Linked DNA regions of Homo sapiens: region 1 is linked to region 2. A link is an interaction called in ENCODE POLR2A ChIA-PET data of the cell type or tissue named here. Cell type or tissue: Panc1. All regions are shown on one strand. Links, peaks and the distances in the headings refer to the core of each region. The heading gives the core; the rest is flanking DNA.

Region 1 (7,663 bases), core at 2,947-5,446, 250 kb before region 2:
ATGATAACTAACCTGTTAATAAAACAAGTGACTACATTCTCTGTAAAAACAAAGTTAATATTTTATATTGCCATGAAAGTGACTAGCTAATTGAAGATATATGGGTTAGGATTCAGTGTTATTGCCTAACTGGGTCTTAACAAACAAAAACAAAAACAAAAACAAAAACGAAACAAAACAACACAAAAAACGCTTTCTCTGAATAAAGTTGCTTTAGAGCACAAAAAGATATCAACCTGAAAGATGAAATGCAATACAGTATAATGTCAGAGACCAAAAATGTATCAATGAAAAATATAGAAAAGTAAACATCTGATTAATATTTTCCATAAACAACTAAATGATGTAAGTTTAGAGTGATGACAGTATATAATGTTTTAAATATAATGTAAGGAAAACAATTATTTTGCAAAAAACAAAGTGCTAAAATTCAAACAAGGTGTTTTTATTTTAGATCAACTAACGAGCTTACATTAAACTGAACTCCTGGTTCACTGAGAAGAGGGTACCTTCTGTAAAGTCTTTGGGTGAGTTGACTTGAGGTTCATACAACAAAACTTGCCGTTTGAGTTTTGGGAAAGCTACTAAAGACTATGAAGAATAAGGAGAAAACAATTAGCATCTATAAACAGTATGGAATACTAAGATCAATTCTCCCACATAATCAACATAGGCAAGAAAAAGATTACAAACACAAACTTAAAATGTGTGGTACTTCCATGAATATAACATTTGAATGCATAATGAGGAAAGAGAAGAGGTGAAAAGAGTTGGTTATGAGAAAGCAATAAATGCTCTCTTTACAGTAAGACAAGAAACTGGGATTGGTCACACAGGACCATAGTAAACACCATCTGCCAGTTATATACCAGCTATTTCCTCCATAGGTAATAATTAATTTTGGAACTTCAGGCCAAGTGCAGTGGCTCACGCCTGTAATTCCAGCACTTTGGGAAGCTGAGGCAGGCAGATTACTTGAGCTCAGGAGTCTGAAACCAGCCTGGGCAACACGGCAAAACCCCGTCTCTACTGAAAATACAAAAATTAGCCAGCGTGGGGCATGCACCTGTAGTCCCAGCTACTTGGGGGGCTCAGGTGGGAGGATCGCTTGAACCTGGGAGATGGAGGTTGCAGTGAGCTGAGATTGTGCCACTGAACTCCAACCTGGAGGACAGAGCAAGACTCTGTCTCAACAAAAAAACCTGGAACTTTTAAGAGGTCTATGGAGTAGTAATAAAATGTAGTTGTGAGCAGGGGGCTAATGAGTACAATCTACAAGTCCTCAAACAGACCAAAGTTTTTAGATTTTTGATTATCATAAAATCTTTGAACACATTCTCAGTATAAAAATTAAGTATGTATCTGAGGCACAGTAGCTCAGGCCTGTAATCCCAGCATTTTGGGAGGCCGAGGCGGGCAAATTACCTGAGGTCAGGAGTTTGAGACTAGCCTGACCAACATGGTGAAACCCCGTCTCCACTAAAAATATAAAATTAGCTGAGTGTGGTGGCACATGCCTGTAATTCCAGCTACTTGGGAGGCTGAGGTAGGAGAATCGCTTAAACCCTGGAGGCGGAGGTTGCAGTGAGCTGAGATTGCGCCATTGCACTCCAGCCTGAGCGACAAGAGTGTCTCAAAAAAAAAAAAAAAAAAAAAAAAAAAGTACATAGCTGGTCACATTCCTCACAGGTAACACTTAAATACCAACTCAATCTTTCTCTTTTTTAAAAAAAAAAATTTTTGAGATGGGTCTCACTATGTTGCCCAGGCTGGAGTGCAGTGGTGTGATTGTGGCTCACTGCATCCTCCTGGGCTCAAGCAATCTTCCCACCTCAGCCTTCCAAGTAGCTGGGGATACAGCCACCAAGCTGGCTAATTTGTTTTTTTTTTTTTTTTTTAGAGATGGGATTGCACTATGTTGCCTAGCTAGTCTCAAACTCCTGAGTTCAAGCAATCCTCTTCTCCCACCTTGGCCTCCCAAAGTGCTGGGATTACAGCCATGAGCCACTGCCCCAGCCTCTCCTTTTTTTTGAAGCACTTTTCTCTGCCTTGGTAACTTGCCTATTTGCAATTTATTTTTTCCATAAATATCTCGTGTGTGTGTGTGTGTGCATAATTTTTTTTTTTTTTCAGACGGAGTTCTCACTCTGTTGCCTGGGCTGGAGTGTAGTGGCGCAATCTTGGCTCACTGCAACCTCTACCTCCTGAATTCAAGCGATTCTCCTGCCTCAGCCTCCCAAGTAGCTGGGATTACAGGCGCCCACCACCACGCCCAGCTAATTTTTGTATTTTTAGTAGAGATGGGGTTTCACTATGTTGGCTAGGCTGGTCTCGAACTCCTGACCTCAAGTGATCTGCCCACCTCGGCCTTCCAAAGTGCTGGGATTACAGGCGTGATCCACTGTGCCCGGCCTCTATTTTTCTTGATAAGACATTCTGAAACTGTTATGAATTTACTAATATATTACAAGCCAATCATATATTTCCTGCTACATGAGAGGATACAGTCTTAAAAACAAAAAAACATAAACCAACCCATAAAGTCCTCCTAAGTTCAGCATCAGGGAGTTCAGTTGCAAGCTTAAGATTTTCAAAGCTGATTTTCTCTCTGGGTCTTTGGTTCCATGCAAACAATACAGCGAGCTGAAACGTGGTTACCTCCAAATCATATTGACCAACTTCATTCTTAAATGTTATCTATAATAGATAAAACAGATTTTTAATAAAGAATCTCATGATGATTCTCTCTTAATATCTATGACATGAATTTATATATGAAAAAGGTTGCTGTCTTCCAGTATCCACTCTTTCACAGTAATAAACATTTTAGAAGACGTTAATGACTGCCCAGAATACACGCTCATCTCCCAGCTTTCCATGTAACAAAATGTGGCCAAGTGACTGAGTACTGGCGGATGCAAATGGAAAATGACAGAGGAAACTTCTAGAAGTTGTCCCTAATGAAAGGTGTAAGCTACCCTCACCTTTTGCTTTCTGTTGCCAGGAATACTGAGATAGTTGGGATCATGTTGAATTCTGTAGACAACGGCAGTATCTTAAGTATGATGGTATAACCAGAAGCCTATGTCCCTATCAACTTCATGAAAAAAATTCACTATTTCTGCTCAAACTTTTACATGTGAGAGAGGCAAAAATCTATTTTGTTTAAGCAATTCTGCGGAGTCCTGCTACTTTCATCCAAACTGAAAGCTGAAATAACTAACACACTATCTACTTACAATTCCATTTGACATGAGATGATGCCAATGTAATTTTCTACCACTATGATTTTTTTTGTAGAATTCTTCTACTTCCGGTATCAAGTCCTCCAGTTCAGTAGGAAGTGAGACAAAGACTTTCTCAGAACTTCTTGACCAGGCGCCAGCATTCAGAATTTTTATATTAACTGAATCAGCTATAGAGAAGAATATCAGGAATATAAAGTAAATTAACAATGGATAAAATTCAAAATAAATACAGGGTAACTTTGGGTGAAAAATCAATAAGACTATAAAGATTTTGTTAAAAGTGTCCTTTTGTTTTGAAATAAAGATCTGTAAATCTAACACACTGCTTTGATAGCTGTCTCCACGGAAATGGACTTCATAACATCTTTCGATCTATTACTGCTGAGGTTTATTTTTAATTTACTGGAAAACAAAGATATTCTTCTAAGTTTAAAAAATATATACATGTAATTATAAAATAATACCTGGTAATGCCAATTTATTATTTTTGTGCATTTCCTTAAAAGCTTGGTTCAAATCTTCAGATACTTTTATGTCCTGAAACATTCTAGCAAGCTTGTTTACATAATCCGCTGGCATACCAACTTCCTATAAATATAAACCAAAGAAGGAAGAGGTAATAAATACATAATCTGATATATTACTGGGAAAAATTTTAATAGAAAAACTAAGTCTTAAATGTTTTAATACAAAATTTTTCTCATTTATTAGAATTTTATTGTCTAATACCTATGAAATTTGCTACTTAGAAACAAAATACGGTATTACAAGGGGTCCCTGCTTTGCGCATTTTTAGTATGTATGAATTTCAGTTACCACAGTACAGTTAAATAATACCAATTCCCCAAGAACAAAGCTCAACTTTCAGTTGACACTATATAATAAATTTAACTGCATGAAGTAAAAACTTTATTTCTAGCTCTTTGATCCACAAATCATGACAAAAGTAACAATGACTAACCACAATACTTCTTTCAAAATCTATTAGTTGGCATGGTGTGTAATCCTAGCACTTTGGGAGGCTGAAGCAGGAGGATCACTTGAAGCCAGGATTTTAAGACCAGCCTGGGCAACACAGTGACACCCCCATCACTACAAAAAAATTTTAAAAGTTAGCAGGATATGGCGGCATACTGCCGAGATAGTCCCAGCTACTCGGAAGGCTGAGGTGGGTGGATTGCTTGAGCCCAGGAGTTTAAGCTCTGATTGTGTCACTGCGCTCCAGCCTGGGCAACAGAAGATCCTGTTGCTTGAAAAAATTAAATAAATAAATTTTTAAAAAATGTAAACACAACCTATTAGTCATTTGTTTATTCAGTTAAACTGCAGACAGCAAAGTATGCAGTTTCATTGCATCCTTGTCTTCCAGTAATAAACCCACATGACTACTTACAAAAAAGAATAATCAAACAAGATAATTGGCAAAGATATAAAAGTAAACAGGAAATGAAAAGTGATAATGCTGGAAATGAAAATAAAATAGAACATAAATGGAGTTATAGAAGAAAGCTGACTGTGGTAGTAAGGCTGACAATGCCAGTGTTGAGGAACTTAGTGAAAGCAAATTACCAACATAAAAGATAAAAGTGGTGAGTGACAAAAAAGATAAGATACCCTAGAAGAAGTGATCCTGGCAAAAATGCTATAAAGGAATTCTCAGTATTTCATGACACTGACAGCCCAAAAGATAAAATGCTAGAAGATCATCCAAATTACAGGGGGTGTGACAACTCTCCAAGGCAAAGAAAAGATGCTTACTCTGTCAAGTTACACAAGAAGGCAAAAGCTATTCAAACTACTCTTTATTAACAGCTTTACTGTGTCAGATAATTTATCTACCATAAAATCTACTATTTTAAAGTATACAATTTGGCTGGGCTCATGCCTGTAATCCCAGCACTTTGGGAGGCTGAGGCGGGTGGATCACCTGAGGTCAGGAGTTCAAGACCAGCCTGGCTAACATGGTGAAACCCATCTCTGCTAAAAATACAAAAATTAGCTGGGCATGGTGGCATGCGCCTGTAATCCCAGCTACTCAGGAGGCTGAGGCAGGAAAATCGCTTGAACCTGGGTGGCAGAAGTTGCAGTGAGCCAAGATCGCACCACTGCACTCCAGCCTGGGCAACAAAGTGAGACTCTGTCTCAAAAAAATATAAAAAATAAAAATAAAAATAAAATATACAGTGTAATGAAGTTTAGTATATCTACAGAACTGTGCAACCATCACCACTATCTAATTTTAGAACATTTTCATCACCCCAAAAAGAAACCCCATACTATTTACAGTCACTCGTCATTTCCCCTCCTGGCCCCAACTCCTGGAATTTGTGGATTTGCCTATTCTGGACACTTCACATTAGTGGAATCATACGATATGGTCTTTGGGATTGGCTTCTTTCACTCAGCATTATGTTTTCAAAGTTCACCTAATATTGCAGCATGTATTATTAGTTTATTCCTTTTTATCACAAAAAATATTCCATTGTATGGATAAATCACATTTTATTCATTAGCTCACTGACATTTTGGGTTGTTTCCACTTTTTGACTATTATTAGTAATCTTGCCATGAACATTTGTTTACAAGTTTTTACATGAAACATGTTTTCATTTCTCTTCAAATGAATTACCTAAGAGTGAAATTGCTGGGTCAGCTCTACGTTCAACATTTTAAGGAACTGCCCAACAGTTTTCCAAAGTGTCTGCACCATCTTATGTCTCCACTAGCAACTTACGAAGGTTCCAATTTCTCCTCTTCCTTACTAGCATTTGTTATCATCTGTCTTTATTTTAGCTACCCTAGTGGGAATAAAGTAGTATCTCTTTGTGTTTTTTTTGTTTTTGAGAAAGGGTCTCACTCTGTTGCCCAGGCTGCAGTGCAGTGGCACAATCTCAGCTCATTACAACTTTGAACTTCTGGGCTCAAGCAATCATCCCATCTCAGCCTCCTGAGTAGCTAGAACCACAGGCACACATCACCATGCCTAGCTGATTTCTGTATTTTTTGTAGACATGGAGTATTGTTATTTTGCCCAGGGTAGTTTCTAACTCCTGGCTTCATGCAATCCTCCCACCTCAGCCTTTCAAAATATTTGGGATAAGCAGGAGCCAACATGTTGAGCATTTCACTTGCATTTCACTAATGACTAATGATGTTGAGTATCTTTGCATGCACTTATTGGCCATCTGTCTATCTTCTGTGAAGAGATGTCAATTCGAATCCTTTGCCTGCTTTTAATTATTTGTCGTGTGTGTGTGTGTGTGTGTGTGTGTGTGTGTGTGTGAGTGAGAGAGACAGGATCTGACTCTGTTGCTCAGGCAGGAGTACAGTGGTAAGATCTCTGTTCAATGCAACCTCCACCTCACAGGCTCAGGCGATCCTCCCACCTCAGCCTCCCAAGCAGCTGGGACTAAGGTGCATGCCATCACACCCAGCTAATTTTTTAAATTTTTGTAGAGATGGGGTTTCACCACGTTGCCCAGGCTCATCTCAAACTCTGAGCACAAGCCATCTGCCCTCCTCAGCCTCCCAAAGTGCTGGGATTACAGGTGTGAGCCACCATGCCTAGCCTTGTTTGTCATTTTACTGTTGGGTCTTGATATTTTTTTTTTAACAAAGAAATAACATAGGCCGGGTGTGGTGGCTCACGCCTGTAATCTCAGTACTTTGGGAGGCCGAGGCAGGCGGATCACTTAAGACCAGGATTTCAAGACCAGCCTGGCCAACATGCAAAACCGTGTCTCTACTAAAAATACAAAAATTAGCCAGGCGTCATGGCACAAACCTGTAGTCCCAGCTACTTAGGAGGCTGAGACAGGAGAATTGCTTGAATCTGGGAGACAGAGGTTTCAGTGAGTCAAGATTGCACCACTGCAATCCAGCCTGGGTAACACAGCAAGACTACATCTCCAAAAAAAAGAAAAAAAGAAAGAAAGAAAGAAAATTTAATTCTAAAGGTTTCTCGTAGTAAATATGTATTAGTTTTGCTATTTTCCCCTTTTTCCTATATACTTATAAGTGACAGTAAGAGTTTTGAGTCTTTTGACAATAGTTTTAAAAAGTCACAGAATAATCATTCTTTTTCCTACTAAGCAGTTTCAGTTAGCACAGTAATTTTTACTATCCTAAAGTTCCATGCGAAGGGCTAGCTATAAGTTAAAATATCTGTAGGTCTCTCTCGTGTGTGCTTGCTCGCACTCTCTCTCTCTCCATATATATGTGGAGAGAGTTATATACATACACAGAAATTAAAGATATTTACTTTAATAATTAAAACAAAAAAAGAACTCAAAATACTTTATATGGGAATTTAGTTATAATCAGCATTGATTACCCTAAATAGGCCATCATTTAAAGGTTCTTTTTGCTATACAGAAGTATTTATTGTTATCATTTATAAACATCTCTAAAGTTAA
Region 2 (7,663 bases), core at 3,218-5,717:
TTTTTTTTTTTTTTTTCCCAAAACGGAGTCTTGCTCTGTCGCCCAGGCTGGAGTGCAGTGGCGCAATCTCAGCTCACTGCAACTTTCGCCTCCCAGGTTCAAGCGATTCTCCTGCCTCAGCCTCCTGAGTAGCTGGAATTACAGGTGCCTGCCACCAAGCCTGGCTAGTTTTTGCATTTTTAGTAGAGACGGGGTTTCACCATGTTGGCCAGGCTGGTCTCAAACTCCTGACTTCAGGTGATCTGCCCACCTCGGCCTCCCAAAGTGCTGGGATTACAGACGTGAGCCACCGCACCTGGCCTCAATCCCTATTGTGACTAATTCAGTTCAAGCCTTTATCATCTCTCACTTAGACTGTTGTAATAGCTTCCATCCATGCCTCCATCTATCCCCGACCCCAATCATCTCGCTACACAGAAGTCAGAGTGATGCCTAATAAAACGAAAGAGTATTAATGGCTGTCATCAAATGAGAATTCGCTGTGTATCAGGCACCCTACTTATATTTCATCAATCCTCATGACAATCCTACAAAAATAGGTTTTTTATTCTGTTTTGACAGACAGAGCAGGTAAGTAACTTACCCAGGACACTTGGCTGGTGAGAGGCAGAGCTGAGATAGTTTCATTTGTTTCTAAAATCCAGAGCTGCTTTACTCTTTCAAAAATCTCATGTGATATGACTAGTTTACTCAAAAAAATTAAAAGAAAAAAAGAAAGAAATCTCACTGCATTATGCTCAGGCTGAAAACCTTTTGGGATTCTTCCCATCACCTACCCTAGTGGTTTGCAAACCGGAGGAGCTCTTGGGGTTCCCTGGAGGTTCCTTAGGGTTCACCATGGGAAACAAGTAGGGGATAGGAGCTGGTGGGCTTCTGGGCTGGCCTCTGGCACCCACCAGGGTGTGCTGCTATTGATCGTTTTATAGTTGGGCTTTTATGCCAGATTAATAACAATAATACTGTACACTGGATAACTTCCAAGCCAAAGACACTTATTTCTCACAGTCTGGAGGCTGGGAGGTCTGAGACCAAGGTGCCTGCAGGTTTGGTGTCCTTTGGTTCATAGTCAGCTGTTTTCTTTCTGTGTCCTCACATGGTAAAAAGGATTTGGGAGCTCCCTGGAGTCCCTTTTGTAAGGACACTAATCCCATTTATGTAGACTCCACCTTCATGACCTTATCATCTCCCAGAGGCCCCACCTCCAAATAGTATCACATTAGGGATTAAATTTCAACATATGAATTTTGAGGAGACAAATATTAAGTCTATACCAATGCTGTGTGAAGAAAGGGCTCTGCAGCTAAAACAAATCTGAAAGCCACTGTTTATTGGTTAGAGCTCAAACTGCTGCCCCTCCTCCTCTCCTCACCCTTCTCTCCTTTTTCTTCTTCCTCTTTACCTGAACATAATACTTTTTTTAAGTTTTCTTTTTTATTGTGGTAAAATATGCATAACATAAAATGTACCATTTTAGCCATTTTTATGTGTATCATTCAGGGGGATTAAGTACATTTGTAATACTGTGCAATCATCACCATATCTGTTTCCAGAACTTGTTTATTATCCCAAACTCTGCACATTTCAAATAATAACTCTGCACTCCCCCTCCCCAGCCCCTGGCCACTACAGTTCTACTTTCTGTCTCTATGAATTTGACTTCTCTAGATACTTCATATAAATGGAATCATTTGGCACTTGTCATTTTGTGAGAGTTCAGTCTTCTCGACATGAGGTAGGAGGCTTTCCATCACTGGCCCACTTCCCTCTCCAGGCTCACCTCCCAGAATGTCCCTCTCTCACTTGGCACTTGGTTCAGAGACACTGATCTGCTGGTGATTCCCTTGTGCACACCATACCTGCGCCTTTGCACCTGTAGTTCCCTCCTGGGATTGCTTTCACTGTTAGCACCAACTTAGGAAATCTTCTTCCCTGTTTCCTCTGTCCCTCCTGACACACATTTTCAGTTGGGTGCCCCTCTGTGTACCTGTTCCTACCTCATCATTGCACTTCTCATATTGTAATGTTAAGTATAATTATCACTTGCCTGGGAGAGTGCCTTTTTAAGGACAGAGATGATAATTCATCTTTGAAGTTCCTGCAGTACTTTATGCCTGGCACAGATCTGAAATGGTAGCAATTCCTCCCATGATATGTATGAGTTAAGACTGAAATAAAAATTAGGCTATTTCTGAATAGCTTTCAGAGATTATTTCTGAAGGTAGCCACATTTGTGGAAGAAGTGAATTGCCTCCCCAGGAAATTGCTTGTGTAGGCAAGTTTTGGTACCTTTATGAAAAAGCTGTAGTAGACTGCGTGAGGTTGCTCATGGGTGTGATCCCAGCACTTTGGAACACCAAGACAGGAAACTTTCTGGAGCTCAGGAGTTCAAGACCAGCCTGGGCAACAAAGCGAGACTCCTGTCTCTACAAAAAAATAAAAAATAGAATATTAGCCATGTGCAGTGGTGTAGGCCTATAATCCTAGCTACTTGGAAGGCTGAAGCAGGAGGATCACTTGAGATTGTGAGTCCAGTATTTCAAAGGCACTCCACTGCACTCTAGCCTGGGCGACAGGGTAAGTCCCTATCTGTAAAAGAAAAGCTATGAAAACCTATGCCATTATTTACTGAAGATCATCAGAGAGAACAAATCATTTCACACAGGTTAATTTTCCAGATAATTTAAAACTCATTCTTTTAAGCATTAAAATTCACTTTTTTTTTTTTTTTGAGACAGAGTCTCGCTCTGACACTCAGGCTGGAGTGCAGTGGCATGATCTTGGCTCACTGCAGCCTCCGCCTCCCGGGTTCAAGCGATTCTCCTGCCTCAGCCTCCTGAGTAGCTGGGATTACAGGCGCCCGCCACCATGCCAGCTAAGTTTTGTATTTTTGTAGAGAGAGGGTTTGACCGTGTTGGCCAGGCTGGCCTTGAACTCCTGACCTCAAGTGATCCACCCACCTTGGCCTCCCAAAGTGCTGGGATTACATGCTTGAGCCACTGCTCCCAGCCTAAAATTCACTTTTAAATCTAGTTGAATGACACTATTTATGTAATGGATTGTTAACTTCTGCTAATTCATTTATTTATAATTTTGGCAGCAATTCTTTGAGGATTAATTGGTTTGTACTGAACAACTGTCTTAGGGTAGGCCAAGCCATTTAGTTACTTATTGGGTCCATTTGCAACTAATCCTGGAGATTTTGCCAAGAAAAAAAAAATTACTTAAAAATTTTCATGGCATATTTAAGACAAATATATGAGACTACTCTTTTGATAAACAGTACCTTTATCGTGGTATCATGTTTTCTTCATGATTCAGGATCATCATCATTCACTTTTTTCTGCTGAGAGGCAACAATACGTTCATGGGCGTTGATATGGATTATTTGTCTGATTTTTTTCAGCCTTTTTTCTCCCAGGTTGTCACATGTGATTTTTTTTTTTCTGTTACCAATCATATCTCTGGAACCCTGTGTTCTTTCTAAATTATGATTTCTACTGTATTAACACCGTAGAAACCAGATAACTCAGTTTCTTAGAATTGCTTGTAGTCAAAGTATAAATAGACCCCAAATAAAGATTTGAATGGTTTTCATTTTTATAAATTATAAAAGCTTTGAATCCAGAGATTTTGAGCTGTTTATTTTGGATAATGACAGGAGCCTATGTTATTTATTTATTTATTTATTTATTTATTTATTTATTTATGACAGAATCTCAGTCTGTCGCCCAGGCTGGAGTGCAACGGCGCGATCTTGGCACACTGCAACCTCTGCCTCCTGGGTTCAAGCAATTCTCCTGGCTCAGCCTCCTGAGTAGCGTGGATTACAGGTGCACACCACCACGCCCAGCTAATTTTTGTATTTTTAGTAGAGATGGGGTTTTACCATGTTGGCCAGGCTGGTCTTGAACTCCTGACCTGAAGTGATCCGCCTGTCTTAGCCTCCCAAAGTGCTGGGATTACAGGCATGAGCCACCGTGCCCAGCCAGAGCCTATGTTATTGAAAGCCATCCAACAAGTGATGTGTCACAAAAACTTGGTTATTTATGTTAATGATACACAGAGAGATTCCATGAAAAACCACAGGTAAATCCAAAACTTCTTTCTAGTCATTTCTTTTTCCTTTCTTGTTTTTTGGAGATGGGGTCTCACTTTGTCACCCAGGCTGGAGTGCAGTGGCACAAACATGGCTCCCTGCAGCTTCGACTTCCTAGGCTCAAGCAATCCTCCAGCCTCAGCCTCCCGAGTAGCTGGGTTTTGCCATGTTGCCCGGGCTGGTCTTGAACTCCTGGGCTCAGATGATCTGCCCGCCTTGGCCTCCCAAAGTGCTGGGATTACAAGTGTGAACCTTCTAGTCATTTCTTAAAAATGTAAGGGTACTTAAGGAAAAAACAGATTCTGTTTATTCAGTCTAACACAGCCTTACTAAGGAGGATGGTGTTGTGCTGCATGGGTGCAGTAGATCTTCCCAGAGAATTGTGGGGATATTCCTACTCCAGAAGTGTTTAGGATATACTTGGGGGAAGAGCATTTCCTAAGCTTTTCACTGTGATATGAAGCAAGAAATAAAAATAATAATAACATTTGTTGAGTAAGGCTTACTTTGTGCACTGAGCAACCACACTATTCTGGGATCTCAGGGTGAATTAACTCATGTAATTCTTTTTTTTTTTTTTTTTCTTGAGATGGAGTCTCGCTCTGTTGCCCAGGCTGGAGTGCCGTGACGTGATCTCGGCTCACTGCAAGCTCTGCCTCCCGGGTTCACGCCATTCTCCTGCCTTAGCCTCCCGAGTAGCTGGGACTACAGGTGCCCGCCACCACGCCTGGCTAATTTTTTTTGTATTTTTAGTAGAGATGGGGTTTCACCATGTTAGCCAGGATGGTCTCGATCTCCTGACCTTGTGATCCGCCCGCTTTGGCCTCCCAAAGTGCTGGGATTACAGGCGTGAGCCACCGCGCCCGGCCTGTGTAATTCTTACAATAACTTTATTTATTTATTTATTTATTTATTTATTTATTTATTTATTTATTTATTGGAGAAGGAGTCTGACTCTGTCACCCAGGCTGGAGTGCAGTGGGGCGATCTCAGTTCACTGCAACTTCCGCCTCCCGGGTTCAAGCGATTCTGCTTCCGCCTCCTGAGTAGCTGGGATTACAGGTGCATGCCACCAGGCCCGGCTAATTTTTGTATTTTTAGTAGAGAGATTTCACCATGTTGGCCAGGCTGATCTCAAACTCCTGACCTTAGGTGATCCGTCTGCCTCGGCCTCCCAAAGTGCTGGGATTATAGGCGGGAGCCACCGTGGCTGGCCCTTATAATAACTTTCTGCGGCAGGTATTATAATACTATAATGGCTAGTGCCATTTCACAGATGTGAAAGTTGGAGCACGGAGAGGTGAGGTAATTTTGCCTAACAGTGTTAGTCACACAGTAGTAAGGAATGCAACCAGGCTTCCCCCTCAGGCAGTCTGGCCCCCAGAGCCTGTGCTCTTACTCACTGTACCTTTCTGTCTTTTGCGATAGGGCAACAAACAAAAAACAGACCTTGGGCAGTCTATCCCTAGGCCTGTTCTGGATTATTTGTATCTCTAGGGATGGCAAAGAGTATATAAAGTCAGATAAATAGAATGCATCTTCTGGGAGCATTATTTATTTTTTAGACCCTAGTTGCATGGAAATGGATTAATCATAATCACTGGCCTATGACACACTCTCATTGTGGGCTCATGAATGGCTTAATTAATATACATATATATATATATATATATATATATATATATATATATATTTTTTTTTTTTTTTTTTTTTTTAAGATACAGAGTCTCACTTTGTCACCCAGGCTAGAGTGCCATGGTGTGATCATAGTTCACTGCAGCCTTGAACTCAAGTGATCCTCCTGCCTTGGCCTCCAGAGTAGCTAGGACTACAGGGGTGCATCTCTAGACCTAATTTTAAAAAAATTTTTGTAGAAATGGGGTCTTGCTATTTTGCCCAGGCTGATCTTGAACACCTGGCTCAAATGATCCTCCCACCTTGGCCTCCCAAAGTGCTGGGATTATAGGCGTGAGCCACTCTGCTCAGCCTCAATTAATTTTTTTTTTTTTTTGAGACAAAGTTTCGCTTTTGTTGCCCAGGCTGGAGTGCAATGGTGCGATCTTGGCTCACTGTAATCTCCACCTCTTGGGTTCAAGCGATTCTCCTGCCTCCGCCTCCCGAGTAGCTGGGATTAGCCCAGCTAATTTTGTAGTTTTAGTAGAGATGGGGTTTCTCCATGTTGGTCAGTCTGGTCTTGAACTCCCGACCTCAGGTGATCTGCCCACTTCGGCCTCCCAAAGTGCTGGGATTACAGGCATCAGCCACTGTGCCTGGCCAGCCTCAATTGCTTTTTTAATATAGTAAGTTCCCGTAAACGCATCACCAGTCCTAAAGCTAGAATTTACATGTACCTAGACCAAAGATAGTCACAATCTGGAATTTTCCTTTCACTCTTCCTTTGCTCTCATTTTAATATTGCTTTGTACCTCTGTATTTCTAAAAAGTATGCTTTTATTATCATGTTTGACTTTATAAAAAGGATATCATGCTCTATAATCTGGTGAGACTTATATCCCCTTATATCACGTTGATAAAATTAATTCATATTGTTGCAGGTGCTGATGCTGTATACAAACACTCACTTTGACTCTTTGTAATATTCTTTCCTGTGAATATACCACACTTTATTCATTCATGCTGTTGATGGGCATTTGGGTTTTTTCCGGGTTTTTTGCTATTGTATACAGACTTCTAGAAACAGTCTTATGCAGATCTCCTGTTGATCATGTGTAAAGGGCTTCTTTCATTCACAGACATGCACATATACATATATCTAGAAGCAGAATTGCTGGTTTATAGGGCAGGTGATTGTTAGACTTCATAAAATAATGCCAAACTGTTTTCCAAAGCAGTCGTACCAATTTCCACTCCTAAATTAGCCAGGTATGGCGGTACACACCTGTAGTCCCAGCTACTGGGCAGGCTGAGGTGGGAGGATCGCTTGAGCCCAAGAGGTGGAGGTTGCAGTGAGCTGAGATTGCGCCACTGCATTCCAGCCTGGGTGACAGAGTGAGGCGGTATTAAAAAATTTTATTTTTAATTAGAGGGGTATGGTGGCACATTTCCTGTAATCCCAGCTACTTGGGAGGCTGAGGCATGAGAACTGCTTGAACCCAGGAGGCGGAGGTTGCAGTGAGTTGACATCATGCTACTGCACTTCAGCCTGGCAACAGAGTGAGACTCTGGCTCAAAAAATAAAAAAATTAAAAATTTTTTTTCCACTTCCACCAGCTGTATATGAGAAATCCTGTAAAACAACTTCCAGTCAAGCTTTAATTTTTTTTTTTTTTTTTTTTTTTTTTTTGTGAGACGGAGTCTCACTCTGTCGCCCAGGCTGGAGTGTAGTGGCGCAATCTTGCCTCACTGCCTCCCAGTTTCAAGTGATTCTTGTGCCTCAGCCTCCTGAGTAGCTGGGGTTATAGGCACACCACCACGCCCAGCTAATTTTTGTATTTTTATTTTTATTTTTTATTTTTCTTTATTTTTCTTTTTTTTTGAGACGAAGTCTTGTTCTTTCACCTAGGCTGGAGTGCAGTGGCACGATCTCAGCTCACTGCAACCTCCACC

Evidence for each region. ChIA-PET counts read pairs that join two places held together with the same protein. Peaks named below come from ENCODE experiments on the same cell type or tissue, not always from the same donor. Only the 100,000 strongest peaks of a DNase experiment are listed, where the experiment ranks them.
Region 1: POLR2A ChIA-PET joins it to region 2 with 6 read pairs; 3 of 35 experiments call an interaction of 5 or more read pairs at or near these places.

Annotation. Positions count from the first base shown.
Region 1 is chr11:108,090,564-108,098,226 of GRCh38, reverse strand. It overlaps CUL5 (cullin 5), which reads right to left. Exons shown (of 19, transcript NM_003478.6): 14 at 3,713-3,836; 15 at 3,240-3,415; 16 at 2,536-2,697; 17 at 473-591. Among named protein-coding and RNA genes, the nearest start is that of ACAT1, 27 kb to the left of the region's middle. In Panc1, for the core only: no CTCF peak of the experiment used is centred there; a DNase peak (open chromatin) is centred at 4,436; H3K4me3 peaks cover 289 bases; H3K27ac peaks cover 713 bases.
Region 2 is chr11:107,841,995-107,849,657 of GRCh38, reverse strand. The region is part of intron 1 of SLC35F2 (solute carrier family 35 member F2); the gene reads left to right. Among named protein-coding and RNA genes, the nearest start is that of SLC35F2, 13 kb to the left of the region's middle. In Panc1, for the core only: no CTCF peak of the experiment used is centred there; no DNase peak of the experiment used is centred there; H3K27ac peaks cover 1,699 bases.